Regions from separate parts of the Homo sapiens genome. Here regions 2, 3 and 4 are each linked to region 1. The links are chromatin contacts, found by Hi-C or POLR2A ChIA-PET in ENCODE. All regions are on one chromosome and are shown on one strand. Each heading gives the region's core, a stretch centred on a gene start or an enhancer-like site at or near the end of the contact. The rest is flanking DNA. Distances are from core to core; before and after follow the strand shown. Region 1 holds the start of NREP (neuronal regeneration related protein). Region 2 holds the start of EPB41L4A (erythrocyte membrane protein band 4.1 like 4A). Region 3 has its middle 51 kb from the start of WDR36. Region 4 overlaps EPB41L4A (erythrocyte membrane protein band 4.1 like 4A).

The links. A loop is a pair of places that touch in the nucleus more often than their neighbours do. ChIA-PET counts read pairs that join two places held with the same protein, here RNA polymerase II (POLR2A). Pooled maps may share reads with other maps.
Region 2: a loop to region 1 is called in a map of cardiac septum, with 2.2 times the contacts of the local background. The contact joins the promoter of EPB41L4A here to the promoter of NREP in region 1. A Hi-C loop is called at or near these places in 1 of 168 maps with a recorded cell type or tissue (cardiac septum), 2 of 37 single-sample maps with no recorded cell type and 15 of 50 pooled maps. POLR2A ChIA-PET finds 5 or more read pairs at or near these places in 1 of 52 experiments (WTC11).
Region 3: a map with no recorded cell type shows a loop between it and region 1 (3-fold over the local background). The contact joins the enhancer-like site here to the promoter of NREP in region 1. A Hi-C loop is called at or near these places in 2 of 168 maps with a recorded cell type or tissue (IMR-90 and mammary epithelial cell), 7 of 37 single-sample maps with no recorded cell type and 12 of 50 pooled maps. POLR2A ChIA-PET finds 5 or more read pairs at or near these places in 1 of 52 experiments (OCI-LY7).
Region 4: a loop to region 1 is called in a map of endothelial cell of umbilical vein, with 6 times the contacts of the local background. The contact joins the enhancer-like site here to the promoter of NREP in region 1. A Hi-C loop is called at or near these places in 1 of 168 maps with a recorded cell type or tissue (endothelial cell of umbilical vein), 1 of 37 single-sample maps with no recorded cell type and 4 of 50 pooled maps.

Annotation. Positions count from the first base shown.
Region 1 is chr5:111,753,350-111,760,528 of GRCh38, forward strand. NREP (neuronal regeneration related protein) reads right to left here and starts at 3,845. Exons shown (of 4, transcript NM_004772.4): 1 at 3,787-3,845; 2 at 2,421-2,481. The coding sequence starts at 2,423. RefSeq lists an enhancer at 3,045-3,602 and silencers at 4,196-4,595, 4,616-4,975.
Region 2 is chr5:112,416,722-112,423,900 of GRCh38, forward strand. EPB41L4A (erythrocyte membrane protein band 4.1 like 4A) reads right to left here and starts at 2,556. Exons shown (of 23, transcript NM_022140.5): 1 at 2,220-2,556. The coding sequence starts at 2,318. EPB41L4A-DT (EPB41L4A divergent transcript) reads left to right here and starts at 2,862. Exons shown (of 1, transcript NR_027706.1): 1 at 2,862-4,257. RefSeq lists a silencer at 3,221-3,310.
Region 3 is chr5:111,140,034-111,147,212 of GRCh38, forward strand. No RefSeq gene overlaps it. Among named protein-coding and RNA genes, the nearest start is that of WDR36, 51 kb to the left of the region's middle. Within about 2 kb of position 4,043, at least 2 of the 41 ENCODE cell types and tissues checked have a DNase peak (open chromatin) inside an H3K27ac peak, as active enhancers do; they include mammary epithelial cell, where a contact is called at or near this core.
Region 4 is chr5:112,334,056-112,341,234 of GRCh38, forward strand. The region is part of intron 1 of EPB41L4A (erythrocyte membrane protein band 4.1 like 4A); the gene reads right to left. Among named protein-coding and RNA genes, the nearest start is that of EPB41L4A, 82 kb to the right of the region's middle. RefSeq lists a silencer at 5,003-5,203. Within about 2 kb of position 4,661, at least 3 of the 41 ENCODE cell types and tissues checked have a DNase peak (open chromatin) inside an H3K27ac peak, as active enhancers do; they include endothelial cell of umbilical vein, where a contact is called at or near this core.

The sequences.
Region 1 (7,179 bases), core at 2,595-5,094:
ATATGTATATATATATGATATGTAGATATATATAGATTATATATATATTTTATAGATATATAAATGATACAGAAGGGACTCGAGAATCCTTAAGTGTCTCCACATTATTGTTGTAAAACATTATCATTTTAGATACGTAAAAAGTCTAGATATTGAGTCACTGTTACGAATTCTGGAATCTACTAAATAATTTCTTACACTAAAATGAGCTGATTATAAATTTGTATTTGAAATAAGCCCTTTACTAAATAGGTAAAATATACTGAAATTAGATCCTCTTTAGCGTTTTAAATTATGTAACTGGAAATACAAGTTTAACAGGAGAGCCATGCTTATGTATTTTCTAGAGGTGTCCAGGAGACAAATCTACTGCTTCACTAGAAGCAGTTTCTACTGTATGTGGGCTAAGTCTTCACTCTAAGTAAGCCAGTTACAGAGGTCCACAAAGTAATTCCAATTTTAATCAAGGGAAGAAAACTAACTTGATTTTGCCAAAAGGCAGAAAGAGGAGATACAAAGACACCTCTAATATCACTTCTTAAAAAAAAAAAAAGTGAAACCTTTTTTTACATTAATATGTGCAAAGACTTTTAAGATCTCAAGACTTTCTGGAAAAAGAGAATTGCTAGAAAGTTACTTGGAATCACCCACAGACAATAACTGTCAGTGGTTTCATTTCAGGCAATGGGCTTGTGCCAAAAGGGACTGACATCTTGATGAAAGGATCACCAAAAAGTTGTGAGAATTTTTTCATGAGTAAAAATCCTTCCAGGAGCAACAAATTGTGATTCCCCATTCTGCCACCATACATAAACGACAACTGCAAAAAAATTAACACGTAATAATAATTTGCATTTGCTTTTCTGCATTCAAATGGTTCCAACTTCCACTCTCAGCTTTGGCAGGCATGCTTACCTTCTACAAAGCTCATTCTACTTACTACTACAGAAACATGGTATCTTACTCTTTGAGCTTGATCTATAGAGTTAGTTTTGGTAGGGTCCATAGTCATATTTATGTTTAAACTGGTCACCTGACATATTGCAACATACATGAAACCTCTGTGATCTATTTATGGTCACAGAAAGTAGGTAACGTTCTGAGATAAAGAGCTTGGAGGCAAGGTGATGTGGCCAGTCACAGTAAAAAATAAGTAAACACAAATACTTTACAGCAGTTGATTTTATTACCATCCTATTATTCTATGACAACAGCTAATTAAGAATTTAATATGAAGTTGGGAACCATTTGCACAAAATCCATTGATTAGCTTAATTTTATGTTCACTTCTTTTGTCTTTCTACCTCAAGTTCCTTAATTTGATCATTTTCAAACAAGGTCCATGTGGTGCTTTGACACCCACTTGTTGAAATGACAAGTGACGCATACATAAAAAATAAAACACTTGTTAATAAAAATCAAACTGAACTCATTTAACTGCCTGATTCATTTTTCTCCTTGGAAGCTTATACTTGGGTTGTTCTCAAAGAAAACATCAAAGATATCAGATTAAATTTTGATTCATTAAATTCCACCCTCGTTTCAAAGAAAAAAACTAAAACTAAATTTGGAAATCACACATTCTAAGTGACAAAGAGGTGTTTTAAAGAGTATAAACATCTGCAGTAGGACACGCTGTACTTCACTAAAAAGTTTTATGATATTTCTATTATTTTTTTTAGTTCATCTTATTTCCAAAGAGGAAATTTTTCATAGATGATTAATATACTTATTCAGCTGCTTTTAATGTGTATTCCTTCTGTTTCCTTAATCAGTAATCAAACATTAAACTGCATTCTCTGTGGATCATAAGCTTTGTCAGAAATAGTTATACTTTTATTTAGAGGTTAACATGCTTGACTTCTAAAATTGAGTACATGTCTCTCACAAATGAAATTATAAATCGAGAAAAATAACAGTAATTATATTTAAATAGATGGGGCACATTAATATAAAAATTCATGCTTTTCATCTATATTGCTTTAAAGGATAGCATATACAGTAGCTGTTTGATCAGCTGGACAGACTCCTCAGTTTTGGGTAACTTCGGCCTAGCTCTAAGACCCAAGGCTTTGTTTGAGCCCTACTGCTGTCACCACCTCCATGCGTGTCACAACACATCACTCTTCTTAAAGAACCGAATAGTTTCTGTTGTTCAAATTAAATAAATCCTCACTTCTGAAAGAGGAATTTTAGTTTTCTATTCAAAATAATTGCAAGTCAAAGAACTAATTTGCCACATCCAATTCACATAAATTGCTGTACTGCAACGCTCCCAGGAACTGGAGATAGAACCTTTTAAAGGTCAGATGGGGTGTAGAACAATGAAGGGTTGAGGCGGATGAAGATGGGTGGTTGATATTTATATGTAACAGACTGGTAAGAAGTACTGAGAATCTCCTCTGATGACCAAGTCTTACCATTTTGAGAATCTTAGTCTTGGGCTTCTATTCTCCCTCTCTTCAGTCCAGGGAGACCAACCTGCAAAATATGTTTAAATACAGTAGACACATCGCCTCACCACAGGTCAGCAAACGAAAAATGCCTCTTTAGAGGTTACAGACGAATAACCATTTTCTGTGGTTAAGATAAGTTACATGCAAATTATTGTTAACTACTGGGATTTCTGAAAGAGCTTTCCAAGTGGCCTATAGGCTTAACTAAGGGACAAAGGAATCCCTGGTACTTGGCTTTGCAGAGTCCTGGGCTATTCTTAGTGTTTGGTTCATCTTTAAATTGCATGAGTTCAAAAGGTTTAGCAACTTAAAAGTAGAACCAAGTGATAAAAATAGATTGTTTTCTGGCTGCTCTTTGTTCCCAGACATACTACTGGCAGTATATTTGCAATCAAGACGACAGAATAGGAATCAGCCTTCCACCGTGTAGTGTAATGCCTCAGAGTGGATATTTTTGGAAATGGCACTGCATTACATAACCTTCCGTGTTTAAAAAAAAAAAAAAAACCCTACACGGCGGGGGGGGTGGGGGGAGTCAGGAATATACACCATTCTGTCCTTCTCCCTAAACCAAATAAACATTAATGTACATACTGCTGCAGTGATTTACCCTCAACCTTTATATTATCAGAAGACCGCTCTTTTGTTAACACAGTTATGACAAAAATTAAGATGAATGGAGAAACTAAAAGTTCTCAAAAAGGGTATCATTCGCTCTTAGAGTTTTCCTATAATGTTATTATAGATACACATAAATGCACATCAGATTATTATAATCACCAAGAAAAAAACAGTCATTTATTTTTAAGGCCCTCCCCGCCAAAGTTCAACTGCTTTATAAGAAAATGCAGAAAAAAGTGCTGCAAGATCGAATGCCTAAGAAGACCCTCGGAAGCAGCAGCATTGAAAGAGTAATCAAGTGTAAGGGCGGAGGGACACAAATTCATTTTATAAAAAGGGAGGAAAAGCTTGCATGCACCAAAGTGCATTTAATGCAAAGAAACACAACAGTTTCTAACAAGGCTTTAGGAGCAAGAAGAACAAAATTAACCACACCAACAAGCACAAAACCCCACCCCTTCCCAAAAGAATTCATTTCTCCCTCCGAACTTGTGCATTTTAGAAAAAACCCAAGTTAAATTCCAGCCTGAATGCAGCACAACCAAAATGCCAGAATTTCTCCAAGGTACACGCTTCAGCTCTTTAAAATTTAGAGGGAAGAAGCATGAACTCTGCAGGGTTGAAGGGTCCAGCTAAGAGCAACGGCAAGGAATCGACACAAAAGAGAAACCAGCGCTCCCAGCCGGGGATAGGAATGGCATATACTTACAGACAAAAGCCCCGCTCCCTGTTCACTCTCTCTCCTCTCTACACCTGAAACACAAATGTGGTTGAAAAAGGGCAACATGCTAGAAAGACAGATTGGGGGGGGAGGGGGGATTGGGGGAGGGAGGGGGAGGGGAAAGGGGTGGAGGAAGAGGAGGGAGGAGGGGGAAGGGAAACAAAACCCAAACCGGCTTCACTTCCAAGAAGTGCAGCCTTGGAAAAAGGAGGAGGAGATCATCTCCCTGCCTCGCGCTCTCTCTCCAAGAGTGTGTGTGTCTCTCTCTTTCTCTAAGAGTCTCTCTCTCTCCCTTTCCCTCTCTCTCCCGCTAGGGTGCTAGTGAACAATGAGCTAATTCTGATGGAGCTGGCGCGGAGCCAGCGCCCCAGCCTTGCTGCCACTGTGCAGCCGCCTAGGAGCCAGACTGCTTACTCGGCAGGAATCGGCGGCTCTGGGCCCCGTCGGCGAGCGGCCAACAGGCGCGCGCGCCCCGACACCCCGCACCCGCGCCCCGGGCGCCCCGCTCGCCGCGCCGTCCCCACTGCACCGCGCGGCGCCCCGGGGAGACAAAGCGGACCCGCAGCTCTGCGCCCCGGCCCCGCCCCGGGAGCACGGCGCGCGCAAATCCCCGGCCTTCCTCCCCGCCCCCGGCCAGCCTCTCCGCCTCGACGTGCGGTTGCTTTTCAGACAAATAAGGAGGTGGAGGAGGCGGTTTGGGGGCGCGCCAAGCGTGAAGGCGGCCAGGGTGCTGCACAGCCCGGCGGCCCGCCAGGGCCGTGGGGAGAGGCGGCGCGGCCCGTACTGTAATAATAAACCTGCAGCAGAGGGCATCTGAGGAAAAGAGGACGGCGACGGGCGGCAGCCGCCTTCCTTTTATGTGCCTGTCCTGAGCGAAGCAGAAAATGGTGCCTGCGGCGGCGCGGAGCCGCGCTCAGACACACAAAGAGTCCGCGAAGGATGCATTTGCACACGGCCTCGGGTCGGACCCTGCCCCTCAGCTGGGTACGCGCGCCCCACTCCCTTCCGCGGGGAAGCCCGGGGCGGGGAGCGCCCCTGAAGGCCGGGCCCAGAGGTCCTGTGGCTGCGCGTGCACACACACACGTGCACACAGTCACACGCGCACAACCAGCCAGAGCTGCGGCCTGGCGTGATCGGCCCAAGACATACTCCCCTGGTGCTTCCTTCTCCTTCCCTATACGCTCCCCCACTGCCTGCCCGTCTGAAATTGTACTTTTTAAAATCGAGGATTGCTTTAAAAAATAAAGTGCTTTGCCATTTCTGATTTTTGTAAACTCGTCGTTCTTATTTAAAATCTATCTTTTCATAGTAATGTAATAGCTCAAAATTTTGCAACAAACTCAAATAAACTGGTTCTGTTGCCAATAAAGCAGGATATCATTTTATGGTAACTCTCAGATGTCACAGGAGAAGATTATTTCCTAATTAAATTGCCTTTCCAAGAAAAAAAGATATAAAGGATCATAGTGTCTTCTAAATTTGCCATCCACTTTTTCCCCTAATCACTGAAAGCAATGTTTTCCATTGTAACAAAGAAAATAAGGCAAATTTACAAAACTCAATTTTTAAACGTGTTTACAGAATGTCTGATGTTTTAGATTTAACATACTGGGTACAGCAATAGCAAACCTTAAAAAGCAATACTTTACACTCACAATTCTAAAAGAATGCACTGAGTTCTCTGTATGCTTGTTGCTGGGACTATAGGTCACCTTTAAAACTACAAAGCCATTGCCACAACAAATGCCTGTTAGACTGCACTGGGTATGATGTTTAAGGAGCCCACTGAAAGCTTCTCTGAATTAATCTAAAACATCACAGTAATTTTCCTGCAAAAATAAGATGATTTGGCAGCCATAGCTAGGAACAAAGGGAAGAAATATAAAACTCAACAAATTCCCTTGACCCTTTCAGGCCAGTTTACCAGCCAGGGAAGTACTGGAAGGAAGGTGTAAGGCATAGGCTGGGTGGTGGGAGAGGGGAGACGCCTGGGGGCTGATCTGCAAGTCTGGAACCCCAACACGCTGCTCAAGGGCACCTCAACATTGAGATCTTTGGCATTCACCTCAGGGTCAGGCTGGGAAAGGACCCCAAGGGCGCACCATCAAATCAGACTACCAAAAATCTATCCCAGTGATATTTGTTCAAAAGCTGCTTCTACAAGGAAACATACATATAAACACATACATACACAGGGACTTTAACGTTTATGTAAAACTTCCCTAAGATGTTCTTTCACAGAGAAGTGTTAATTTTTCTTTCTTTCTTTCTTTCTTTTTTTTTTTTTAAGAAATGGAGACTTACCATGTTACCATGTTGCCCGGTCTCAAACTCCTGGATTCAGGCAATCCTCACTACGGCCTCCCAAAGTGCTGGGATTACAGGCACAAGCCACCTCTCTTGGCCAATTTTTCTTCATTGTAATGATAGACATTCAGGTGACAGATTTTTAAGTATTAAGAACACTGGGTCAGATTCATAGCTTATTTATCTGTTGTGTTCCAGAAAACGGTTATCATCCAACTATCCAAGAAACATTCTTGAGTCTCCTCTAGGTGAAGGGGGCTGTGCTAATCACTTAAGGATATATGAGAAACTCATGCCATGTCACCTCACTCAAACTGTAGCTATAGCTGTCTCACAGTCCTCCTAGCTGCCATGTTCTGCCCTCTTCCATCTATCCTGTAGGTGTTACAGTAGACCCACTCTTCTAAAATTTCTTTTTAATCATGGTATCCCCTGCTCCATTACGGGATAAAGGCCATATTTTGCCACAGTGTGACTATAGTCTGACTTTCTAACCTTATCATCTCTCTCTCAATCATAGAATATCAGTCCTTCACTTCACTCTGATTGATCATTTAGGGCACATAATTATCCCTAAGCCATTACCAGTCAGGAAGCAAAGTCACGCAAAGATTGACTTCAGCTAAGATGTCTCAACCCTTCAGTTATATTGACATTTGGGACAAGATAATTTTTTGACGGGGTGAGGATGGAGGGTGAGGCTGTCCTGTGCATAGTATAATGTTTAACAACATCTCTGGCCTCTACCCATCAGATGCCTGTAGGAAACGCCAGTTGTCACAACCAGATATGTATCCAGACACTACCAAATGTTCCAAGGGGTCAGGGAGACTCATCCTTGATTGAGAACCACTAGCTCTAACAATCAGATCCATCTCCTGAGGTGGAAAGAGGTAGCCTCCCTTGAGTTATGTGCACTGCATTGAAGAGGGACAGAGACCTGACCCAAATCAGGATTTTCGTAGGGAGGAGGAAAGGGAAGTAGGCGATGTCCTTATCTTCATGGAATTTGTCGTCTGGGGTGAAGGGGTAAAGAGACAGCCAAAGCCAAAGTGAAGGTGCAGTGTGATAAGG
Region 2 (7,179 bases), core at 1,306-3,805, 660 kb after region 1:
AATTGTACCTATGCACCATAATACAGGAAGGTTAGGAAAAAGTTTTTTAAAATGTCAAGTATGTACAGAACATAAACATGTTCATCCAATGTTTGAATACCTCTACATGCAAGTTTTTTTATACACACCATTTATAAATATGCAAATATATTTAATTTAGTACACGCCAAGGGTGGGTAGGTGTTTAACACATACACTTTTAAGGTAGCATAGAAGATAATGTGATTAGCTTTAGCAGACAACATCTGTGTTACACACATGGCCATCAAAATAATTGTGGCATGCTTTTGTGACAAGGACAGAGGCCAAGCCTGTTGTTAAATGATTATTTCCAACAACAGCCTGCTTAAATTATTGTTTAGTTATATGGCCCATATCCAAAGTAACAGTATTACATAGTTGCTGTTGCCTTTGAATCACTCACCAATTTTCAGCCCATTTGTAAAACAAGATAAGCACCACTGGATTATAAAAAATAATTATGGATCAGGATTTTTGATTCATGTTTCTTTGACAAAATTATTCCATTTGATCCCAAGTCCTGGCTGCTCTCTTGACAGAATAATGTACACGCTCTACAGCTGATAGGCATGACTTTGATGATTAAATAGGAAGCTCACATTCCAGATGACTTTAGACTCCAGATAATTTAGACTTTGCACTTCAAAAAGATTTCTTTACTGTCTTAGTATCTGATCATCAGTTACCTTTTTCTAATTGTTTCTATCTCGACACAAGAATCTATATATTATCTACAATTTAGGATGTTTTTGTGATTTTTGCCTATTTTATTCATACAGTACACCAAAGAATGTTACATCATCTTGTAAGTTACAATATTTTCCTGATTTCATTGGGCGGGTGAGAGGAGAAATATTTTGGAACATAAAGAAAAGTTAAAAATACAAAATGTACACCCTCCCCGAAAAGAGTCTATTTTATTGGTCTTGAAAGGAAATACCGAATGAGAATCGAACTGAATTTTGCTCAGTATAATTACTGGGGAAACAATATTCAAAACAACCTCCTAAAGGAAAGGGTTAACAATCTTGTAGCTTTAACTGATTATTTTTGCTCCTTTCTCCCGCAAAAGAATTACACCTATGAAACTGGAATTCTGTACACTAAGAATGGCAACATTAACGCTGAAACTTTTAGCCAGGAATAGTTATCCTAGTGTGCATAAAACTATGTAAAAACTGATTCACAAAAGGAAATGCCCAGGGCCTACCCCATTATGATTAACTTCTGAGATGAAGCGACTAAGAGAGGATACTTGGCAGCCTGAACTCGATTTCTCAGAAAGCCAGCTCTATCAGAGCGGGGGCGGGGGGGCGGTTTCCCTTCACCAGACTCAGCTGTTGCCTTATCTAAAATGCCTTAGCGATCTAAAACTGAAAGAGAAAGATAAACAAAACAACAAAACGCTCCGGATTTAGATCTCCTTTAGGTAGTTAACACTGTTGCAAAAGCAAAACAAGCACGCAGGCGCGTCGGTCAGGTTGTCACTACAAACATACGTACCTTCTCATCCAATGTAAGGAAGAGGATCTCTGCGAGCTCTGCTGCCTTTTTGTTTGGGCTCTCTAGGTTAATGTAGTGATTGCATTTTAATGACCCACAAACAGGAGCAAAGTTATTACTGGGTCGCTTTGAGAGATGTTTACTTAAATGTGAGGATAAACCCAGGTCGCTGTAGAAAGGGAAAATATTTTCCGTCCAAACGTAGCATTACCCAACTACGAACCCACGCAAAACAATCACAATGACCCATTAATGCGTTTCAACGAGTGAACTAGTTCACTTCCCTAATAACACTGTCAAGGAAAACGCCTTCAACAAAGTCGAGGGAAACCATGCCTTCCACACTGGTGGGACGCAGCTGGTATAACCCATTCTGCCCCTCTTTGAGAGCTGCGGGGCACCCAGAGGCTTTTGGAGAAAACCGGTTTGGGGAAGAGTTTTGGGGTGCTGCTGGGAGCCGGTGTGCTGAGTAAACTTAGAAACGTCAAACTCAACTTTGCTTTATGAAGGAACTCAAAGTTAACTCACCCTGGTACGTCCACCCTCTCCCTGCGCGCAGGGGACAGCGGCCTCTCCTCCCCACCGCGCAGAGTCGCGGCCGCCGCCCTCGACCCACCGGTGACAGCCCTCAAAGCGATGGACCCCCGCACCCGCCCTGCCGCCAACCCCCGGAACGCGCTCCGGGCCGCACCCACCTTGATGCCCTGCTGCTGGGTGGTAAGGGTTAACTTGGATTCATCCAGGAGCAAAACTTCGCAGTAAAATTCTTCCGGAACAGCGCAGAAACAGCCCATGTCGGTTGTGGTCGTCTCCAGCCAGGAGAGAAAGCTACCACCGAGGCGCCCAGCCGCCCCCTCCACTCAAGCGCGATGCATTAATTTATTGTCCGCGCCGTGGCGAGGGTGAGACGAGCAGCTCCCGGCGGGGTCCGGGGACCGGCCGCCGAACCGCCCGGCGGGGCGGGAGCGAGAAAGGCGGAAAAGCCCGGGAGAGTCAGCGCCCGGGAGCCGCCGGGGAAGCGCCGGCGGAACTGGGCGCGGAGGGCGGTGGCGCGTCCCCGCGCATCCTGCGGCTCGAGCTCCTCCGAAGGCGGGGGCGCGGGGCCCCTCCCGCAGTCCTGGGGACGACAAAAGTCTCCTGGCACTGGGGGCAAGAGACCAGAAAAAGGAGTGATGGGAATTCGAGGCTCTCCCCGGCCTTGGAAAACCCTGGAAGCGCTGCACCTCCCTCCTGCCGCACGGATTTGAGCGCGGCCCCGACGTCCTGGCGTCCGATCGGCCTGCGGAGTCCCCCGCGGGCGCGCACTTCCAGCCGCGACCCCGCCCCGCAGCCCCGGGTCAGATCCGCCGAGTATGAAGCGCTCGGCTTTTCTTTTGTGTGAGGAGCACCCACGACGCCCCGACCATGGGCGCAGGGGCAGAGGCGAAGGTCGTCGCTCCGTCCGCTACCCCGTCCCCCAGCCGCAAGCGCCGAGGAGCCGGAAGAGAGGCGGAAAGGGCAGCAGGCTCCTTACCCAGACCAGCGAGGGGAGGTCAGCTCGTCGCGGGGTGTGGCTCCCGTCCGGGGACTCCCGAGCTCATTACGGGTGGCCGTGTGTAGCCAAGTTCAAGCTCTCCCTCCGGGAATGCCTGCCGCGGCGGCGGAATACGGCTTCTTCAGGACATTCAGCAAAGCGGGGAGGCGGGGACCTGCGGGCGGAGGAGCGACGCCCCAGCTGGGAACGCGGCGGACGGGCGAGCGGGGGGTGCGCCCTGGGCGCGCCAGGCCGCAGAGGCTCCGGGGAAAGTTCTCTTGGCCGCGCGAGTGGTGGCGCCCCGGGCGGGAGCAGCCCAGGTGCATGTGGGCCCGGTCCAGGCGTCTGCAAAAAGCCCTGGAACGAAGCGGACCCCCCAGTCCAGCGCTGGCCGCGGCAGGGGAGCCCCTTCTGGGCGGGGTATCAGCTGGGGGCGGAGGGCGGGGCAGAGACCGTGGTCCCAGCGGCGAGGTGCCGGCGAGTCCACGCTGCCAAGCCGCACACTGCGCCCAAGCCGCGGGGCAGTCCAGCGCTCGCTGCGTCCTTCCCCCGAGAGACCTGGAGGCTGGGTGGGGAGAAGAGGACGCGGTGCTGCTCGGACCCCACGGTTCGGCGGTCCCAATCCCACGCCCTCCGCGCGGTCGGCCGCGTCCAGGACTGAGGGGCACAATAGCTCTGAAGCTGCAGTGACCCCTGGTGGGTCCCGATGTCCGTGCACAGGCAGCCGAGGTTGAGCTGCGGACGACACTGAGCCCCGCTGGGCTTCGGAGCAGGTGCAATCTGTGCTCTCCAGCTGGGAACCAGCAGCGAGTTAATGCGAGTCGCAGTTAGGGGAGACACGAGGGGAGGTGTCACAGAAAAAAAACTCTATATTGAGTTTTAGAGTTAGAGCTTTGGCATCAGACGTAGTTTTGAGTTGACTATTCTACTGCTTGTTAGCTGGGTAGCCAAAGCTCAAAAAAAATTGCTTAAAACCTAGGACGTTAGCCCTTAAAACAAAACCAGGCTTCCGTAGCACAGTAGAAATGAAATGAACAATTGGCGACTTTTGATGGAGTTTCCTCTCATAGTGATTTGCCACAAAGGACCTTCTGTAGGAAGCCTCGGCCTTCCCTGCTATTGTGACCCCATCCAAACACAGGATCAGCATAACCGCCAAAGTGCAATATAAATTTCTGAACTTTACCTAGGCTATGAATAAAACTATTTTATCTTCTGAATTTTCTGTGAAATTGACTCAGGTTTTGAATTTCTGATCAAATTTCGTGTCCAGCTTTGTTTTATTGTCAAAGTCTTGCCTGCCTTATGAGGTGACACCTTATTATGCTAGATTTTAGCATTTCTGCTTGTAGAGGCTTTTCTTTTCTGTAATACAGTATTCCTGACAGGAGTTACCAAATGTGATTGAAAGATGGCTTAACATTTTCATTCTTTACCTCCATATCCAACCGAGACACTTGAGGCTGCAAAAACAAAAGGTTCAAGCAATCATCTGTTCCCAGTTTTTTTGAGTTTTGCTCTCACCTGTTTTTTGGCCCTTTGATTTGGTTTTTTTGCTTTCTGATTTTTGGTTTTGCTGTTGTTTGTTTTTGTTTTTTTACCTCCAGTGGCAGTGAGAAGGCTGAGGGTTTTGGATGGGCAGGGATTCTGTTCCCAGCTCCTCATAAGGTAAGTTACAAAGCCATAAGGTCCCATACATATGACACTCTTTCCTGAGTGAAGCATTTTCTTTTCCATTTCTTTATCGGAGACTGGAGAAAAGAACATTTAAAATCTATTTAACACAAAATTAGAGATTACTAGTGACAAGAGGATTCCACAGAGTTTCTAAGGATAGCTTTATTGCATATAATTTACATACAGTTCACTGCATAATTTTTAAGTGTACAATTTGATAAGTTTTGACATAAGTGTGCACCCATGAACCCACCACCATAATCAAGCTAGTACACATATTCATCCCTCCCTAAGGTTTCCTCCTGCACTTTGTCATCTTTCTTTTTTTTTTTTTTTTTTTTGAGACAGAGTCGCGCTCTATCAGAGTGCAGTGGCGCGATCTCGGCTCACTACAACCTCCACCTGCCGGGTTGGAGCAATTCTCCTGCCTCAGCCTCCCAAGTAGCTGGGACTACAGGAGTGCGCCACCATGCCCTGTATTTTTAGTAGAGACAAGGTTCCACCATGCTGGCGAGGCTGGTCTCAAACTCCTGACCTCATGATCCGCCCGCCTCAGCCTCCCAAAGTGCTAGGATTACAGGTGTGAGCCACCGCGCCTGGCCACTTTGTCATCTTACACTCCCATTCCTCAGTACGACTCACCTCCCAGGCAACCATAGATCTGCTTTCTGTCACCATCATTTAGCTACATTTTCTAGAGTTTAATACCAATTGAATCATACAGTGTGAACTCTCCTTTTTGTCTGGTTTGTTTCACTGGACACAACTGAGATTTAACCATGCTGTTGTGAATATAAATAGTTCATTTATTTTTATTGTTCAATAATATTCCATTGTATGTATATACCACAATTTGTTTTTCCATTCATTTAGGTGGTTTCCAGTTTTTGACTATTACAAATAAAGCTGCTATGGGGATTGTATTAGTCAGCTCAGGCTGCTATAACAAAATACAGCAGACTGGATGGCTTAAACAACAGACATTTATTTTCTCACAGTTCTGGAGCCTGGAAGTTCAAGACTACTGTGCCATCATGGTCAGTTTCTGGTGAGGCACCTTCCTGACTTGAAGGAAGGCTCCAGGTTACTGTGTGCTCACATGACATCTTTGTGTGCTTTCAGAGAGAAGGGGAAAGGGAAGAGGAATAGAAGGAGAAGAGAGGGAGAAAAGGAGGGTGAGACAGAAATATTAAGGAGGGTTGGGGAGAGAAAGACACCAAGATAGCACCCTCGGGTCGATTATTACAAGAACATTAATCCTATGGTATCAGGGCTCTACTCTTAGGATCTCATTTAACTTTAATTGCCACCTTATAGACCCTATCTCTAAACAGTCACATTGGGTTAGGGCTTCAACATATGAATTTTGAGGGAACACAATTCAGCCCATAGAAAGGATCCATGTCTTTATATGTACATGTGCTTTTGTTTCTTTTGTAATACAGAGTAGAATGACTGGATCAGAAGATATACAACTGGCAAATAAACACATGGAAAGATGATCAACATCATTAGTCACTAGGAAAATGCAAATTAAAATCACCATAAGATACCACTAGACACCTAATAGAATGGCTACCAAGCTACCATATCACTAAGTGTGGGTGAGGATGTGGTGCAATTTTTTTTTTCTTTTTTTGAGATGGAGTCTCGCTCTGTCACCCAGGCTGCAGTGCAGTGGCACAATTTCAGCTCACTGCAACCTCTGCCTCCCGGGTTCAAGCGATTCTTCTGCCTCAGCCTCCTGAGCAGCTGGGACTACAGGCGCGTGCCACCACGCCCAGCTAATTTTTGTGCTTTTAGTAGAGACGGGGTTTCACCATATCGGCCAGGCTGGTCTCGAACTCCTGACCTCATGATCCGCCAGCCTCGGCCTCCCAAAGTGCTGGGATTATGGACGAGAGCCACTGCACCCGGCCGGATGTGGAGCAATTTAAATTCTCATAATCCTGGAGTGCATGCAAGATGGTATAACCACTTTGGATAAGTTTTGTAGTTTCTTAAAAAGCTGAACATAGACCTTCCTTAAGATTTTGGAGGAAGACTTTCTCTGCCTATCCAGAGAAACAAATTAACAAGATGCTATTCAAACACTTTTTCCCAGGAAAATCATATAGTTTTCAACATGTGCATAACATAATATGCTCTATTTAAAGCTTTGCATCAAAGGCTTTGATCTCTTTTCAGTGATTTTTGTTTTAACATTTTGTTAAATGTTAAACATTAACATTTTGTCATGATAAGCCTAGGTAGACGAGTCAAATGGCAAATAAATTCAGAATAAACATAATTCTACAGAAATATGCAGGGCTTCCATCTGTGAAAGACTGCAGGAATCCTCAATCTGGAAGAAGAAATTTCATTTTACGTAAAACAGGCCCCCACCCCTTGCTGAAACATGTATTTCAAAATGCAAACTCAGAATTCTTTTTAAAGCACCATATTCTTTTTAGTAAGATGTATTT
Region 3 (7,179 bases), core at 2,793-5,292, 610 kb before region 1:
TTACCTCAAAGTAATAACAGCCATATATGACAAACCCAGAGCCAATATCATACTGAATGGGGAAAACTTGAAAGCATTCCTCTGAGAACTGGAACAAGACAAGGATGCCACTTTCATCACTTCTTTTCAACATAGTACTGGAAGTCCTAGCCAGAGCAATCAGGCAAGAGAAAGAAAGTACATCCAAATTAGAAAAGAGGAAGTCAGGCCAGGCGCAGGGGCTCCAGCCTATAATCCCAGCACTTTGGTAGGCTGAGGCAGGCGGATCATGAGGTCCAGAGATCAAGACAATCCTGGCCAACATGGTGAAACCCCATCTCTACTAAAAATACAAAAATTAGCTGGGAGTGGTGGCATGCACCTGTAGTCCCAGCTACTCAGGAGGCTGAGGCAGGAGAATTGCTTGAACCCAGGAGGCGGAGGTTGCAGTGAACCAAGATTGTGCCACTGTACTCCAGCCTGGTGATAGAGTGAGACTCCATCTCAAAAAAAAAAAAAAAAAAGAAAAGAAAAAGAAAGAAAGAAAAGAGGAAGTCAAACTGTCACTGTTTGCTGCTGATGTGATTGTATATCTAGAAAACTGTAAAGGCTCACCCAGAAAGCTCCTAGATCTGATAAATGAATTCAGTAAAGTCTCAGGATAAAAAACTCAATGTACACAAATTAACTGCACTGCTATACACCAACAACGACCAAGCAGAGAATCAAATCAAGAACTCAATCCCCTTTACAACAGCTGCAAAACAAAAAAACAAACAAACAAACCTTAGAAATATACTTAACCATGGAGGTGAAACATTTCTACAAGGAAAACTACAAAACACTGCTGAAAGAAATCATAGATGACAAACAAATGGAAACATCCAATGCTCATGGATGGGAAGAATCAATATTGTGAAAATGATCATACTGCCAAAGCAAGCTACAGATTCAATGCAATTCTTATCAAAATACCAGCATAAGTCTTCACAGAACTAGAAAAAACATCCTAAAGTTCATATGGAACCAAAAAGGAGCCCACATAACCAAAGCAATACTAAGCAAAAAGAACAAATCTAGAGGTATCACATTACCTGACTTCAAATCATACTACAAGGCTATGGTTACCAAAACAGTGTGACATAAAAATAGGCAAGTAGACCAATAGAACAGAAGAAAGAACCCAGAAATAAAGCCAAATACTTACAGCCAACTGATCTTCAACATAGAATACAAAAACATAAATTGGGGAAAAGACACCCTATTCAATAAAGAGTGATGAGAAAACTGGCAAGCCACACGTAGAAGAATAAAACCAGATCCCCATCTCTCACCTTATACAAAAATCAACTCAAGATGGATCAAAGACTTAAATCTAAGACCTGAAACCATAAAAATTCTAGAAGGTAACATCAGAAAAACTCTTGTGGACATTGGCTTAGGCATGGCTAAGACTCCAAAAGCAAATGCAACAAAAACAAAAATAAATAAATGGAACCTAATTAAACAAAAAGCTTCTGCACAGCAAAAGAAATAATCAGCAGAGTAAACAGACAATCCACAGAGTAGGAGAAAATATTTGCAAGCTATGTATCTAACAAAGGACTAGTATGAAGAATCTACAAAGAATTCAAACAAATCGACAAGAAAAAACAACCCCATCAAAAAGTGGGCAAAGGACATGAATAGACATTTCTCAAAAGAAGATGTACAAACAACTAACAAACACATGAAAAAATGCTCAACATCATTAATCATCAAGGAAATGCAAAATCAAAACCACAATGAGATACCTACCACCTTACTCCTGGAAGAAGGGCCATAGTTAAAAATCAAAAACAATAGCTGTTGGTGTGGATGTTGTGAAAAGGGAACAAGGTTACACTGCCGGTGGGAAAGTTAATTAGTACAACCACTATGGAAAACAGTATGGAGATTCCTTAAAGAACTAGAAGTAGAACTACCATTCGATCCAGCAATTCCACTGCTGGGTATCTACCCAAAGGAAAAGAAGTCATTATACAAAAAAGACACATGCACATGCATGTTTATACCAACACAATTCACACAGCAAAGCTATGGAACCAACCTAAGTGCCCATCGACTACGAGTGGGTAAAAAAAATGTGGCATATATATATATAAAATGTGGCATATATATATATATATATATATATATATATATATATATATAATGAAATACTACTCAGCCATAAAAAACGTCTTTTGCAGCAACTTGAATAGAGCTGGAGGCCATTATTCTAAGTGAAGCAGTAACTCAGGAATGCAAAATTAAATATTGTATGTTCTCACTTGCAAGTGAGAGCTAAGCTATGAGGATGCAAAGGCCTAAAAAAAGATGGTAGGGGAGAGAGGGATAAAATACTATATTTTGGATACAGTATACACAGCTCGGGTGACAAGTGCACTAAAATCTCACTAAAGGTGCACTAAATCACCACGAAAGAACTTAACCAAAAATGACCTGTACTCAGATAACAATTGAAATTTTAAAAATGAAATTTAAAAAAAAGAAGAGTCCAGGCACGATGGCTCATGCCTGTAATCCCAGCACTTTGGGAGGCTGAAGTGGGAGGATTACGAGGTCAGGAGATCAAGATCATCCTGGCCAACATGGTGAAACCCCGTCTCTACTAAAAATACAAAAATTAGCTAGGTGTGGTGGCACATGCCTGTAATCCCAGTTACTCGGAAGGCTGAGGCACAAGAATCGCTTGAACCCAGGAGGCGGAGGTTGCAGTGAGCCGAGATCGCGCCACTGCACTCCAGCCTGGGGACAGAGCGAGACTCTGTCTAAAAAAAAAAAGAAAAGAAAAGAAGGTGACAGTTGTGAGAGTGACCCTACTCTTTTCTATAAGCTTACTAAACAGCAGCCCGAATTCCAGGCCTCTCCCGACTTAAGGGCTGGCACCGGGTGGTCTCAACTGCTCTCGACCCCTGGTCTCAACTCTACTGATTGTCACTTATGAGTAAAGTCCCTAATAAAATAATTGTTAAAACAATGGAAAGTTAAGTTAGATTCTGGGATGCTTTGATGCTGTGGCGACCTTGAGGTTGGAGGGCCCTCTATTGATCCCATACTCATTCAGCAAGAAGAATTAAGGCCAATCTCAGGCCTAGTCTAGGATGTCTGAGGAAAGTATTGATGAGTCAGTCTTTTCATCACCTCATCTGTCGGGATGAATAGCCTGTAAAGATTGTTATTTATGGACAAATTGTATATATGTATATATTTCTAATGGACTTTATTTTTAGAGCAGTTTTAGATTCACAGCAAAATTGAGAGGAAGGTACAGAGATTTCTCATACACCCCCTCCCCTCAAACAAGCACAACCTCCCCCGTTATCAATACCCCCACCAAGGTGGTAAATTTGTTATAGCTGATGAACCTACACTGACACATCATTATCATCCAAAAATCACGCTTTAAGGATTTTTATCTTTATCCTCCGAGTAAAGATATTGAAAAGTGTTCATCAAGAGGGTGCTATCATTAGGTCCGCATTTTAAAGAGTTCAATGATTGCAGAATGAAGAACAGATTAAAGACTAGTGAAATGAGAATAAAAGTAGGGAGACCAATGAGGAATTTGGGGAAGATGATGGTGTCTTGGATCAGGTGGTAGAACAGAGACAGAGAAAACTGGATGTATTCAAGGGCTATTTATGGATTCGACTGTAGCATTTCACAACATACTACTGATCATATAACAAGGGGCTTGCAGTTTTAGTTATAACAATTAAAAAATAAAGTATAATATAATAACATACATGTTTTTTAAGCCATCAAAATGTTGTGGATAGGAAGAAGTCCAAAGGAACCCTATTCCAGGGAGACAAGTGCTTCCTAGAGAATGAAAATCAGTAGGCATTACCTTCGCTAGGGGCAACTACTGAGTCAGGCGTGGGCTGGTGAGGATTGGGCCTGATTCAAGCAGGGAGACTCTTCCTGCATAAGGTGCAGTCAGTGGAGTTTTAAATGTCTGTGTGTGGGTTAGTGAGACCAACTGGAATCTGGAGGAGTTTCAAGGCCAAGTTCTCCCGCCCACCGATTCTCCCTCGGGAGACTTGTGTGAGAGGATGTGGTAGCCCAGTAATCTGAAGGCTGGATAGTAAGTCCCTCCCAGATAGAGGGAGTTCTTGGCAACTCATTGTGCTGAGATCCCAAAGGCTTGCCAAAGGGAGGGACTTGTAATACATACAGGACTGATCTTGCACTGAAGACATTTGAAACCAGAGATAAATTGAAACTATTAGAAGTTGAAGAAAATATGAACAAACTGGATGAAAAGATGGAGAATTTTAACAGAGCTATTATAATTTCCTGACAATTACTAAAATAATATTCTAGAACTGAAAAATAAAATATAGATATTTTATTAAATATCTAAGTTAGTAAATTCATTGACCAACCTCTTCCAAGTCCTCCCTTTCCCCTTTCCTCCCAGCCTCTGGTGGCCACTATTCTACTTTCTACTTCTGTGAAATCAAGTTTAGATTCCACATATGAGTCAGTTCATGCAGTTTCTCTTTCTCTCCCTGGCTTGTCTGAATTTATGCCCTCTCGGTTTATCTATGTTGCCACAAATGACAGGATTTCATTCTGTTTTATAGCTGAATAGTATTCCACTGTATGTATATATGCCACATTTTTTTTATCCACTAATGTGCAGATGAGCATTTAAGTTGATTTCCTAATCTTGGCTATTGTGAGTAATGCTGCAATAAACAGGCAGTGCAAATGTCTCTTCAACATACTGATTTCATTTCCTTTGGATATGTATCCAGTAATGGGATTGCTGGAGATGGTACTTCTATTTTTAATTTTTTGTGAAATCTTTATACTGTTTTCCATAATAACTGTACCAATTTATATTCTCACCAATGATGTATAAAAATCCCCTTTTCTCTGCATCTTCACCAGCATTAGTGACTGTACCAAATAACAATACAGTGCATATTACAAGATCGCTAGAAGATTTTTGAACATTGCCACCACAAAGAAATGATAAATATTTGAGGTGGTTAATATGATAATTACCCCAATTTAATCTTTATACTATGCATATATGCATTAAAATATCAGGTTGTACTACATAAACATACAGTTATTATGTGTCAATTATAAATTTAAAAATTAAAACATTCATTGGATGGATTTAACAGTAGACACAATATAGAAAATAGTTTGAACTAAATAGTAATAGAAATATGATATATCATTATGTGTGGGATGCAACTAAGAAGATATTTAGGAGGTAGAAATAGACTTGGTGATAGTTGAGAGGTGGATAATAAAGTCAACTCCTGGGTTTCTATTTGTAGTACTGGATGGATGATTGTGTGATTGTTATTCACCACGATAAGAAATTGTGTGTGTGTGTGTGTGTGTGTAAGAGAGAAAGAGAGAGGTGTGCACATGCAAATGCAAGGAGGTAATTGAGGATGAAGTGAGGGTAGTTGAGTTTGAAGTGACTTGGTGGTTTCTAAATAGATGTTCCCACTCCCCAGATTGCACTTTTCCTACTTCTGCACTAGACATCAAGACTTGAATTCTTTCTCTTATGGGGAACCTCTTCTGACCACTAACCTTACCCCAGGATGGGTTAAGTGTTCCTATTCGGTGTACTCAAAACATCCTACACATAAGTCTCATAGTAATTTTATATTTTTTATTAAGTTATGTTGTTATAAAACTATTTGTTTATTTATCTCTTACCTTAGAGGTCCTTGGAAAGCAGAAATGCTGTTTCTAGCACAGAGTAAGTGCTCAGTTATAGTTTGTTGAGTAGCACTGGACTGTGAAAATCAAATTGAGGTATTTCCAGACATACTTAGGGCACTCAAAATTTTCACATCTCCTGCTTCTAAGTAAATACTAAACTTGAGAGTTATAGAGTAGAGTTGTTTAGGTGAAAAAAAATACTGAGACAGTATCACAAGATCACAAAATTTTTGCTCCCAAAGAAGCTTACAGTTAGAGTTTCCCAATTATAGTAAAAAGAGAGACAGAGAGAGATATTAATAAGGGATTTATATTGTAGCCTAAATTCTAAACTGCCTACACTTTGAACTTACAGTTGGAAAGGTATGACATCAGACGACCTTGGAGTCAGAGACACTTGGCTTCTAAGCAAAGCTCTGTCACCTGCCAGCTAGGCAGCTTTTGCTTATCTGAGTCTCAGTTTTCTCCTCAGTAAAGAGGAGATGAAACTAATCTTGCCCCACAGGGTTTTTATGAGCAGTGACTCTCTTCTTTTCTCAACTCTGAGAGGTCCAACCCTCCTGGGCAGGGCAGCAATCTGAGAAATAGGTTAGTATATGAAACCGATGCCTGGCCAAGTCACAGAGGTCCCTCTGAGTGAGCCTTTGTCTTTTTCCAGAAAGAACCAATAGAAAATTAGGTTTGCAATGCACACAGAGTCGTCAGACATTCAAGACTGATTGTATTTCTCACAATTATAATTCTCTCTCTTTTTGTTCCTTCTGATTTCACCCAGGTTCCTATCCGATGTCTTCCTGGTAGTGATCAGTACCATGCGATGTCCCAGTTAGCTCTGTACATCCACTTCTTCATATGCCATTCATTGTACTGTGTAGGATGGTCTGGTATCTCAAGTCTTTCTTGATAACTGTACTCTCCTTCCTTGGTGATATCCTTACCTATTCTTGGTATTCTTCCCACTGCAGGCCAACTATATTTCACATCTGTGACACACAAAAAACCAGAGATTGTCTTTCCATTTTGCTCTTGTGGACATCAGTTCTTGTCAACATCAGTTGATCTATGTTATCAGTCCTTGACTTTTGGGGGTTTTTCTCTGTTTATTTGTTTTGTGTAAGACTTTATCCTCAGATTAACTGCTTATTTCTAAAAATACTGTTTAGTTTAAACTCAGTAAGATGCATTTTTACCTAATTTAACTCATGACTTTTCTTCCCAACAATGAAAATTAGACATAGAAAGTGTGAAAACCATAAAACATGAGGTCTGATTCAAGGTAAAGACTTCATACCTGAAAGGTTTTGATGGGAACATACTTTAGTAAATGCTGTTCATTGCTTTATGCTTCCTTAGATATGTACAGTGTATGTTAAAGGTGCAACTGCTGACAAGTGATTTAGTCAGGCTTCTCCTCAAGGCCTCTTCTCGAAGCTTCTAAATTTTGATATATTAGAG
Region 4 (7,179 bases), core at 3,411-5,910, 580 kb after region 1:
AGACAGTCAGATGTGCCTTATTATACGCTCCTCCCTTTGGAGTTCAGGCACACAGCCAACCATTATTAATATTAAAATAAAGATCCTAAAACTGACAAAACAAACCCTTTTTGTAGCAACAAGATACCAATTCCAACCTGACTTTGGTATATAACATCACATACATCACATAACAAATAGCAGACCCTAAAAGGAAATCAAAGTATTTTACCCCAAAATATATTTCTTTGACATATTTTGAAATGGCCCTGCAAAGCTGTCTCTTGTGGGGGAAATTTACATTCTGTGTAGAATCTCTTTCCCAAGTGCTTTTCTGATCCTGAAGAGATTAGCTGAGAGTCTAGCACCTTTTATATATCTCAATAGGAAATATTTGCCATCTATTGCCTCTAAAGATGGCCACATATGAGACTTCATCTACATAATACAAACCTTAGTCTCCACAACCCCTTATCTTAACCCAGACACTCCTTTCTATTGATTCCAGGTCTTTATATAATAATTTATCTCTGTCTACCAACTGCCAGTCAGAAAAATCTTTAAATTCCCCTATGACATGTAACCCCATCATTCCCTTTGTGCTGTCCCACCTTTCTGGGCCAAACCAATGTATACCTTACATGTATTAATTTATGTCTTTGCCTGACTTCTGTCTCCCTAAAATGTATAAAACCAAGCTGTAACCCAACCACCTTGGGCGCATGTTCTCAGGACCTCCTGAGGCTGTGTCATGAGTCATGATCCTTAATTTTTGCAAAATAAACCCCTAAACTGATTGAGACCTATCTGAGACATGTTTTGGATTACAACAGTGAGTATAAGAAAATAAAAACTGATATAAGGGGTCTGGGTATTTCACAGATGTCCTACCAAGCAAAGATCAAACTTTAGGAGAGAACACAACTTTAGGAAATGTTTCACAAAACACTGGCCTATACTAGGGTACAGCCTCACCCCGAAAGTCATGTTCATTTTCGTGAAGTCAATATGGCCCAGGAATAACCACTCTGTCAAGTAGAGGAACAAAGCCTCCTGGCTTTGCACTGATTGGGCACAAAGGAGCCCTGGACACAGGATGTCTCGTCAGGTCCTGGCCAGGGCTTGGCACAGAGTACAGGAGGGCAGGGGAGAGATTTCCATTGCCAAGAGGCACAAAAACAAAAGCAACTGTGCTAGAGTCTGTATCTATTAACACCCAAGCACCAACTCACAGAGGGGATCAGTGTTAAGGACCCTCCTTCTTGAACAGTCAGACACCTTTTAAGCCTTATAAGAGGAAGATTAATCGATTTAACAGAAAAAAAGTGAACCTAATGTAGATGTATAAGCAGAAAATGTTTACCACTTTCTTTGAAATCTTACCAGATCTATATAGTTTAAGAGATACAGAATATGAGAAAAAGCAGTCCAGTAGGTTGAATGCTTCTAGACATTCATGTCTATTAAATCAGGCCCTCAAACTGGCATTTTCCAGATGGCCATTTTACCAAATTACGCCAGTCAGACATTTTTACGACTAGAACAGGATTTCTGGGCATGAACCTGACCATGGCTCTCCACCTCCACAGTCATTGCCTGATAGGAGGCATCTCCACTACTGCAAGTGCCTCCTAACTGGTGTCCCCATATCTACTTCTGCTCCTGTCTCCACAGAGCAGCCAGAGAGAGAGAATTTTAAGATGCAAACTTAACATCTTCTGGTTTAAAATTCTTCAATGGCATTCCAATATAATAAAAACAAAAACCAAATTATCTACACCTTGATCTCCAAGCCCTCTCTCCATGATCTAGTCATGACCCATCACAGCTGGTGTTTCTCTCCCCTCACTCTGAGGGTCCAGCCACTCTGGACTTCTTTCCACTGATGCTTCACACCTGCTATCTCCTTCGTCTAGAAACAGTACCGTCCCCCAGTCTTTTTTAATCCATCAGGCACCACCCTCACACGCCCTCAAAGTTGTGTTTCATGATTCCCTACACCAGGCAAGGAAAGGCCTCCTGGAGGAAATGAGAACTAACAAATGAGGAGGGTTTGGATAAGTGGGATGGGAAGGGTCTTCCAAGAAAGAGGGAAACACAAGTGAAGGCACAAAGGAGTATGAGAAAGCAGTCACACATTACTAGTTCAAGGAGCAGTGGCAAATCCAGAAACAAACACATTTTAAGTTAATTTTAAGACCAAAGATGGATGGGGAGGGGGCAGTGGAAATTGAACCTGCATCGACTTGTTTGAGAAAGTGCAGGTCAAAAAGCTTCAAAGTGGGCTGTTCAGAGTTAGGTGGAGTAAGGCGCTTTCCTCTGCATGTCACTGGTTGGGGGCGGGAGTTCAATTCCAGAGTATGAAATAGGAGGCCTGTGGCATTATTCTTTCCTGTGTTCCAGAAGGCAGATTTCCTCATCCCGCCAACCCCTTTAAAAGGCTTCAAAGTGGGGTGATTCTTTACCCTGTACACATTATACTGTGGTGGTCATTAGAGCTGTTCGCCAAATACTTCCAGTGGTACAAGAGCACTTTCCTGGTCCCCTTGTGATTGGGTGGGGCCCTGTAATTAGGGCTTACCACTGAGTGGATCCAAAATGCAAAACCAAAAAGTTAGTCAGGGTGTGAGAGGCAAAAGTACAGAAAGGAGATGATGACAACATCCAAAGGCTTGGTGGCTGTGCCACTGAGATACAAGGTCAGAAAGCTAGAAAGAGAAGATTTTTAGCTGCAGAAATAATGAGTAGGTGATAGCTTTCAGAATTGACAAATGTCCTAGAGGTATTTGGGGTCAATTACATGTCTTTCAACTTTCTCAAGGCCATGTCTAAAAACAATTTCTGATCTCTCAAGAGCAAAAGCATCTTTTCATTAGAGACTTCCCTTTTACAGTCTGTTCATATACCTTGCTCATAAGACAACAAATACAACCTGTCTGTAGTTATTTCACAGTGCCATTGAGAACCCAAACAACAACAGCTACCTGTCTGTATAGAAACAATATGCATTGTGGACATTAATCATTACCCCTCAGTGTTTACCTTTTGAGCCTGTCACGTGAAGGTTTTGTAAGATGCAATATTTCATCATTAATACTGATAATGCATGTGTACTGGGGCTCTTCAACCATATATAAATGAAATTTTATCAGCTTTTCCTCTGTAATTAATGAGATATCTAGCTACATATAAGTTTCTCTGAAATTCCATAATTTGATCATTACAAAGCCCAAACCCATCTGTTATAGTCAGCTTTGCCACAATTCAGTCTGGTCTAACACAATCTACTATAAAATCCGGTACCACATCCCCTATGTCAAACGTTTGCTGGGTATCTACCATATATCAACCACCGTGTTAAGCACTGTTTTATCAGTAATGCTACTAATAATTGCTAACATTTATTGAACACTTAAGATGTTCAGGCTCTGTTTGAACTGTTTCCATGCAGTATCTCAGTCATCACAAGATCCCCACAGACTGGTGAAACTCCTGTCTCCTTTCATAGACAAAAGGACGGAGGCTCAGAGAAGCAAAGTGATTGACCTAAGGTCACACAGTAAGTGGGAGGACAGCATAACCCCCGAGTTCATATTCCCTGCTACACCATATACAAGGATCCTAATTTCAATAAAGCATCTCCTGCCCTCAAGAGTGTTACAATACATAAGAAGTGATAAGGGCATCTAAACAAAAGCCCTATCTGACCCATATTGTAAAAAAAGTACTGGGGAAAAGGTGCTAGGAAAATTGAGAGGAGAAAGTGAACTCTTCTAATATGAGTGGTCAGGGCAGGCTTCTCACAGATGGAAGCCTTTGGGCCATTCCTTGGAAGTGAAAGTCAGGAGCGGGCATCCCTGGAGGACAGAACAGCAGAAACAAAGGTACCAATGACTGCAAGAAGGCACTGGGCACATGGAAAGACAAAAGAGGACCCCATTTGTCTGAGGGTGAGATATCTCCTAAATCGCTCGCCTTGCCTCCATCCCCTTAGGTTCAGGTCAGGCCTTCAACCTTCTTCCCATCCACATCCCTGCCTCTTACCCTCCAAAATGCCATGTGTCACCTTTTCTAAAACACAAGCAGTGTTCCTTGCCTTAAAAAATATGCCCATGAATACAGTGAAATTCCTCTGGCATGACATTTGAAGCTGACTTTACTAATCTCAGTCTTCTCACACCCCTGAGTATCCCATCTCATCTGCTCTCTAGCCAAACTAAACTGCTACCTTCCCATAGCAGATCAGCTTCTCAGACCCCTTCAAACCTTCAAAGAAGCTACTTTCTTTGTGGGGAGCCCTTTCTCCCTGTCTGCTGGTGACCCCCCTACCAACTCTTCTCTCGGCACTGTCTCAGACTGCCTGCCCACCTGCTCCGGCTCTCTCCAGCATGGCTGGCTCCCTGCTGTTAACCTGAACAAGCCCAATACATGGTCATACCAGGTCGCTGCACCTGTGCTCCCTCACCAGGAAGGCCCTTCAAACCATCAGGTATCCTATGATTTGTTTCCCCCACTGTCTGGAGATGGGGGAGGCTTCCTCTACCAGCGTATATAAAAAAGAACACCCCCCGCCACCACACACAAAAAGATACCTAGCTTTCCATTCTCTTCGTAGCAGTTATAACTTGACAAACACATACACACATTGTGTATTTGTTAACGGCCTCCCTCACCCTCTAGAACAGGGTTGGAAAACTACAACACATGGGCCAAATCTGAGTCACTGCCTAAGCATTTATTAGAACACACGTCCACTATTGTTTTACACATTGTCTGTGGCAGAGTCCAAGAGGTGCAACAGAGACCTAATGGCCCACAAAGCTCAAAATATTTATTGCCTAATCATTTACAGCAAAGGTTTGCCAACTACTGCTCAAGAATGGCTATCTCCCTCTGTCTCCTGCTGTGCTCACACTTTATCTCCAGACCATTTTGGCGCCTTACCTAGCATGCAGTAGGCACTCAGAGAACATTTGTAAATAAAAGAAAGTGACAGGGTGGGGGAGAATGAAGGGAGAAGAGCATATGAATGCAAGAGATACTGGAGGGAAAAATCAACAGGCCTGGCGACTGGGTTTAGGTGCCAGCGAAGAGAGCAGGAATTGCACAATAGGAGCTTTTCAAATGTGGCTGTGTTCCTTGGCCAAAGGATGAGATTCTAATCATCAAACCATAAACACAAGCTGTGAATCAGGGCTGGCTATCACACCACTGATGGGTTTAAAATAACAGTGTCAGGCTCCTTGACAAGGTCAGTCAAGGCCTGACAGCACTGCCCCCATAAATAAACTGGCTCCATTATTATAGGACTGAAGTATACAGTGGAGAGTCAAAGTTTTGGTAACCACAAATAACACACATAAATCTAAGTAGCTAACAATACAGTAACAAATAAATATATTTAAACAAGGAGATATATAGCTATAGATATATATATATCTATATATATATATATATATATCTATATATATATATAGATATATAGATATATATCTATATATATATATATTTTTTTTTTAGACAGAGTCTCATTCTGTTGCCCAGGCTGGAGTACAGTGGCCTGATATCGGCTCACTGCAACCTCTACCTCCTGGGTTCAAGCGATTCCCCCGCCTCAGCCTCCTGAGTACCTGGGATTACAGGCACACGTCACCATGCCCAGTTAATGTTTTTGTATTTTTAGTAGAGAGGCGGTTTCACCATGTTGGCCAGGCTGGTCTCCAACTCCTGACCTCAAGTAATCCACCTGCCTTCGCCTCCCAAAGTACTAGGATTATAGGCGTGAGCCACCACGCTTGGCCAAGCTTATAAATTTCAAATGCATAAATATTTAAGCAAATAATAACTTCAGACCTCATGGAAGAGACCTTTTAATTATTAATAAATATCACTCTCTGGGCTCACAGATGAGAAAACCAGGGCCTAGACTAGTTAATCACTCACGTCATGTCACCCAGTTGGTTAATAAGAGAAAGTTGGAACAGAGAACCAGAACTCCCGATTAGGGCCCCATGTGGTTCCCTCATATCCAATGCTCACAGCAGCATGAGAAAAGTCACGGAGGAGAGCCCATCGACCCCGCCCTTTCAACAAAGTGTTAAGGTCAGAGTCAAGTCTGCAAAAGATTGAGGGAGTGACGGAAGGAAAGGAAGATCTACCCAATTAGGAACCCCAGTGAAGATTTCTGGCTCTTATCCAACTTGACCTCTCTGTAGCACAGTGGTTCTTAAAACTTTAGGATGCATCAGAGTCAACCGATGGCCTTGTTGAAACAGACTGCTAGGCTCCACCCCCGGAGCTCCTAATTCAGCTGATCTGGAGTGGGGCCCCAAAATGCACGTTTAACAAGATCCCAGAGGATGCTGATGCTGCAGGTCCAGAGAACACATTTTGGGAACCACTGCTGTAGCATTTAACCATGACCCCTGCTTTGGCTTTTATCACACTTCTTATCTGCCTCTCTGGCCAACAGTTTGAGAAGGGTGGGAAGTCTTACTTAGATTACTTCCTTCAATAAGGAAATATTTTCTAGTTCTCATATAAAGACTAAATAGCAATAAAAACAGATCCCTGCTCTGTAGAACATCAATTTTTAAATGGATGTATAATAGCATATTAAGGTATTATTTTTACCTTTTATATTCGCTAGTTCTGATGTAACTACATGTACGTTTCTGCCAATTTTCTTTCGGTGATATGAATTTTGTTTATAAATGATCCATTTAAAAAGGACGTATATTGTTGCTCCTATGTCTACTCCCTGGATAGAGATTCAATTTCGACAGCAAGCCCAAAACATTCACTCAGCCCTATTGTAAACATAAATATATTTCATACATAAGTATCCATTTACATATACCCTTCGACCTTTCCACCTACTGTTCACAATGCAGGGATTTTTCTTTCCCTCTATCAAACAGCCACATGGCTTAGTCCCTTACTTCATTCAGATTTCTGCTCAAATGTTACCTTCTCTGGAAGGTCCTCTGCAAGCACCACTCCATAATAGCAATCCTCCCCACACGCCATCTCTCCTATCCCCATCACCTACTTTGTTTTTCTTTACGTTTATTGTATATTAATGTTTTCACTGTTTAATTGGTCTCCTTCCCATGAGAATGAAAGCTTCATGGGAACAGGGACTTTTCAGTTCATTGCTCTGTCCCCTGAGCCTGGTATGCAGGACACTCAAATTTTAAT